Regions from separate parts of the Mus musculus genome. Here region 2 is linked to region 1. Evidence: chromatin loops called from intact Hi-C (ENCODE). Cell type or tissue: gastrocnemius. All regions are shown on one strand.

Evidence for each region. A loop is a pair of places that touch in the nucleus more often than their neighbours do. Peaks named below come from ENCODE experiments on the same cell type or tissue, not always from the same donor. Only the 100,000 strongest peaks of a DNase experiment are listed, where the experiment ranks them.
Region 2: it touches region 1 in a loop (5-fold over the local background); 21 of 42 quality-filtered maps call a loop at or near these places.

The regions. Positions count from the first base shown.
Region 1 is chr7:120,822,402-120,824,901 of GRCm38, forward strand. It overlaps Gm5737 (predicted gene 5737), which reads left to right. Exons shown (of 12, transcript NM_001370881.1): 9 at 871-936. Among named protein-coding and RNA genes, the nearest start is that of n-TLtag1, 12 kb to the right of the region's middle. In gastrocnemius, a CTCF peak has its summit at 1,103 (motif pointing left); a DNase peak (open chromatin) is centred at 1,089; H3K27ac peaks cover 290 bases.
Region 2 is chr7:120,753,792-120,756,291 of GRCm38, forward strand. The region is part of intron 3 of Vwa3a (von Willebrand factor A domain containing 3A); the gene reads left to right. Among named protein-coding and RNA genes, the nearest start is that of Vwa3a, 15 kb to the left of the region's middle. In gastrocnemius, a CTCF peak has its summit at 1,077 (motif pointing left); a DNase peak (open chromatin) is centred at 1,080; H3K4me3 peaks cover 430 bases.

The DNA.
Region 1 (2,500 bases):
CTCACCGTGACCCTGTGACATCACAGCTTCCAACGGAAGCATGTCACAGTCCTCATGATACTCATCTTGCTGAAGAAAATGAAGTACAGTGAGGTCCTGTGAGTCCTTCGGAGTCACACAGCTTGTCAGGGTGGTCACCCTATTACCAAACTCGGGGCCAAAGTCAATCCTTCAGAAGCCAATTATAAGAATCAAATTAGCCCAGCCCTCAGGAAGCAGGGGCACATGAATCTTTTGAGTTCGAGGCCAGCCTGATCTACAGAGCGAGTTCCAAGACAGTCAGGGCTACACAGAGAAACCCTGTCTTGAAAAACAAGAGTTAAAAGGACCCAGTGATCCCTCCAGTCTGTCTTGGGGTCCTGAAGTGAGATTAAAGTTTAAATAGAGTCCCTGGAATATGCACGTTTCCACAGTCCTGCTCAAGGTCACTAAGTGGGCTTAGTCCTCAACTGTTAGGTGGTCTGAGTAGTTGTTACAATTGAATGAAAGGAGATAAACTCCCCTCTGGCTAGGGCCCTTCCAGTTTCCCAATATGAGTACCCTAAAGAAATTCTCTTTTTTTTGGGGGGGGGTGTCTATTGTTTGAATAGTCTGATAGTCAGATTGACAGACACCAGGCCCACAACATCCATGTCTCTTTAGAATACCATCATTTCTGCCAAGCCAATTACAGCTCTTCATAGAGAGTTACCCTGTCTTTCTTTAGCGTTGTCAAACCACATACTGCTTTACTAAGGTGTTGTCCAGGTCTCTTCCCAGAACTGCTTAGGGGGACAAGAGGGCCGAAGGAGCTTCCAGGAGCCAGGAGAAAGAGGGGATCAGGCTGTGGGCAGACACCTGACTGTACCTCTTCCCTCCTGTCACCCTCAGAGCGGGCAAGCATACTACATCAATGATGGGGAGAGTGTCAACCTCTTTGAGTGGATGGCCCCACTGGTAGGTGTTCTCCCCGACCCCTAGCCCAGAGTGAGTCTCTCAACCCCACCCTCTGTCCTTGTATCCTTTCCTTCCACCAAAACCATGAATTTACCTTAGAAAGCCAACCCTTTTGGCACGTGCCTGAATGGCACTGGGAGAGCCGAAGCTGGGCTGTGACTGCCCCCTAGTGGAACCATGTGTTCCTGCTTTTGACACTGACCTTTCTATAATTGCCTCCTGATTTGCACTGATTCTGGCCTGTGAATCTAATGTCATTTCTTTTTTTCGATGGAATCCAGGGCCCTTGCTAAAACAAGTGGTCCTACACTGAAAGGGGAGGTTGCTTGAAATCCCTAGGCAGGTATGTGGTCACCAGATCCTAGAGGGAGGAGGGAGTTTGGTCTCTGAGACCCCTGACCTCGTTCAACAACCCACAGTCTCCTTTGGACCAGGCCCATCTGGAAAGTGAGCACAGAAACCTGGGTAGAGGTATAGGGGTTATCGTGTCCTGCTGGGCCAGTGGCAGCTCTGGTTTGCTCTATTTAAAGAGCATTTCCAGGGGCTGGAGAGATGGCTCAATGGTTATGAGCGATGGCTGCTCTTCCAGGGACCTGGGTTTAAGGCCCATCACCACATGGCAGCTAGCAACCATCTGTAACACCAGTCCCAAAGGATCCCATGCTCTCTTCTAGCCTCCGCAAGCACCAGTCATACACACAAGCAAAACACGCCTCCCTACATGGGAGCTGGAGAGCTGGGTTCAATTCCCAGCACACACATGGCTGCATACAACTGTCTGTAACTCCTGATCCAAGGGGTCCAACACCCTCACACAGACATACAAGCAGTCAAAACACCAATGAACAGCCAGATGTGGTGGCACACGCCTTTAATCCCAGCACTTGGGAGGCAGAGGCAGGAGAATTTCTGAGTTCAAGGTCAGCCTGGTCTACAAAGTGAGTTCCAGGACAGCCAAGGCTACACAGAGAAACCCTGTCTCAAAACAAACAAACAAACAAAAAAGAAATCCTGTCTCGAAAAAAAAAAAAACCCACCAATGAACATAAAATAAAAATAATAAATTTTAAAAAAACAAACACTCATACATGTAGAGGGTTTTTTTGTAATTTTTTATGTTAAAAAGTACTTTTATTCAGATATAACTTACAAGTTATGCAATCCACCTACAGAAAGGATACAATTCAACATAGTTTTCTTTTTTAAATTATAGTCTGAGTTTTACAACCATTACCATAATTAAGTTTAGAATAGGTCTTCATCTTCAGAAAAGTAAAGCAGGCCTCTCTTGTTGGCAACGTGGCCCTGTATCAATTTACCCTCAAGCCCAACCCACCACAGGCAACGTGAGTCTTTCTCTCAACTGCCCTGCCTATGTTGGCTGTTTCATGGGAGGAGTGGCCTTTGTCTGGCTTCTTCCCCCTTAGTTTCCATGGTTGATCCACGTTGTGACATGTATTAGGTAGAGACTTCATTCCTTTCCTTTTTCTGTGATATGTGTATGTCTGCACCTGTGTATACAAGTGCACATGTATGTAAGCACACGTGCCTGCTAGGGTCAGAG
Region 2 (2,500 bases), 69 kb before region 1:
GAAGAAGCTACTCACTGTTGGTACCCACAAGCAGAAAGAAGATCAGTTTTCTCTAGGAGTATTTCAGGGGAGAGAGAAAAAGAGCATAAGGTCGGGGGCTGAGGGATCTGGGAGGAGTTGGAGAAAAACATGATAAAAATATATTGTATGGGCTAGACATATTGGTACATGCCTTTAATGCCAGCACTCAGGAGTAAGAGGCAGGTAGACTGTGCCAGACTAGAGTCAAGCTCAACAGGGTCTTCTTTCCCTGCTGATTCCGCCAAGCCCGTTCCCTTGGCTGTGGTTTCGCTGGGTAGTAGGTAGGGACAGTGAGAATCTCGTTCATCCATTCATGCGCGTCACTAATTAGATGACAAGGCATTTGGCTACCTTAAGAGAGTCATAGTTACTCCTGCCGTTTACCCGCGCTTCATTGAATTTCTTCACTTTGACATTCAGAGCACTGTGTGAGTTCAAGGCTATCTTGGTCTACATAGTGAGTTCCAGGACAGCCAGGGCTACACAAAAAAGCCCTGTCTAGAAAAGTATATGTTTATATGTGTGTGTATATAAACAACACACACACACACACATATATATATATACATAATTTCCATACAATATATATAAATATTATACACATATAATATATATTTTATACTGTATGAAAACCTCTTAATAAAATTTATATATGTATGTATATTTGTATATATATACACACACATATATACATATACATATATATGTATATATATATGTGTGTGTATATATATGTGTGTGTGTGTATATATATATATACACACACACACACACATACACACACACATTTTTAAGTTATATATATATATATATATATATATGTATATATATATATATATATATATATATATATAACTTAAAAATTTTAAATGCCCACTTTTGCAGAAGAGCAGGAGGGCCCTCAGTGTCAAAGGTGATGTGTGTAGAAATGGACTCTCTCAGATATCTGCAGGGCAAAAGCCACAGGCTGAAACATGACACACTATTTCAAGTGCAAAATGGAAAAAGGGTGCGTGATTAGTGTTGCGCACACAGTATCCTGGAAGAGGGCAGCGCCACCTAGTGGCCACAGGATGCAGAGCCTTGTTTCCTGAAGCGGGTGGTTAAGACTGGTGCCTGGACAGCCAGGGCTACACAGAGAAACCCTCTTTCGAAAAACCAAAAAAAAAAAAAAAGAAAGAAAAGAAAAGAAAAGAAAGAAAGAAAGAAAGAAAGAAAGAAAGAAAGAAAGAAAGAAAGAAAGAAAGAAAGAAAGAAAGAAGAAGGAAGGAAGGAAGGAAGGAAGGAAGGAAGGAAGAAAGAAAGAAAGAAAGAAAGAAAGAAAGAAAGAAAGAAAGAAAGAAAGAAAGAAAGAAAGAAAGAAAGAAAGAAAGAAAAAGACTGGTGCCTGGCAGCAAGCCTCTCAAAGGCGGGACAGGTAGTCACAGCATTAAGTCATTTAATGAGACAGTCTCTTGTGCCGAGAACTACGGTTCGTGCTCATTCAGAAAATCAGTGTAGTGTTTGGTTACAAGCTTGACTTGACAGAGCTTTTTCGATGAATCCCAGCTCCATCGCGGTCCATTAGCTGTGCGATCTTGGCCAAATCACTTAATCCTCAGCTTCCTCGGCAGAAAAGTGTCGGTCTCATGGGGTTACAGAACTACTATATAGAAAGTGCTCGGCATAGCCTAGGCACTGTGTTAGTGTTTGCAGTAATTAGGAGTGTGTGTTCACATATCCTGAGCAAGTGCTAATTTCTTCCTGAAATCAGACAGTTCACATATCCTGACACATATTCTTCCTGAAATCTGGTCCTGGGCAAGGAATGTGAGGTGAGCAACACCAGTACAGGAGCCCTAGCAGCCTTTGTTTTCAAGGCCTTTGTTTTGTGACAGCTCTGCTTATAACCAAATCGAGGGAAAACCGAAAGCATTGTTGAGAACTGTAGGTGCTGCAGGTCACATCCTAGCATCACCTGCCCCTCACACAGTTAGTTAAGGAGAGTGAAGTGCCTGCAAGAAAGCTGAGGCACAGACAGGCCCACGTGTGCACTCTTCCGGCCTTTTCATCCCGTGTCTTCTGTCCTCTGCAGAGTGGCTCATCCCACTGCAGTAGACAGCTTTGTGCCTTCAGTCAGCCCACTTGCCCACAACAGTGAAAACCCTGATATACCCAAGTCCAACGATGGGCCACCAAGGGTGTCAAGGGTAAGCTTGACAGGCCATTTCCATAGTCATCAGATGCTACTGTGTGTGTGTGTGTGTGTGTGTAGAGTGTGTGTGTGTGTAGAGTGTGTGTATGTATGTGTACAGTGTGTGTGTGTGTCTGTGTGTACAGTGTGTGTCTGTGTGTGTGTGTGTATAGTGTGTGTGTGTCTATCTGAATCTGTGTGTGGAGTGTGAGTATGTATCTATCTGTATCTGTGTGTGGAGTGTATATATGTGTGTATCTGTATCTGTGTGTGGAGTGTGTATGGTGTAGCTGTATCTGAGTATTG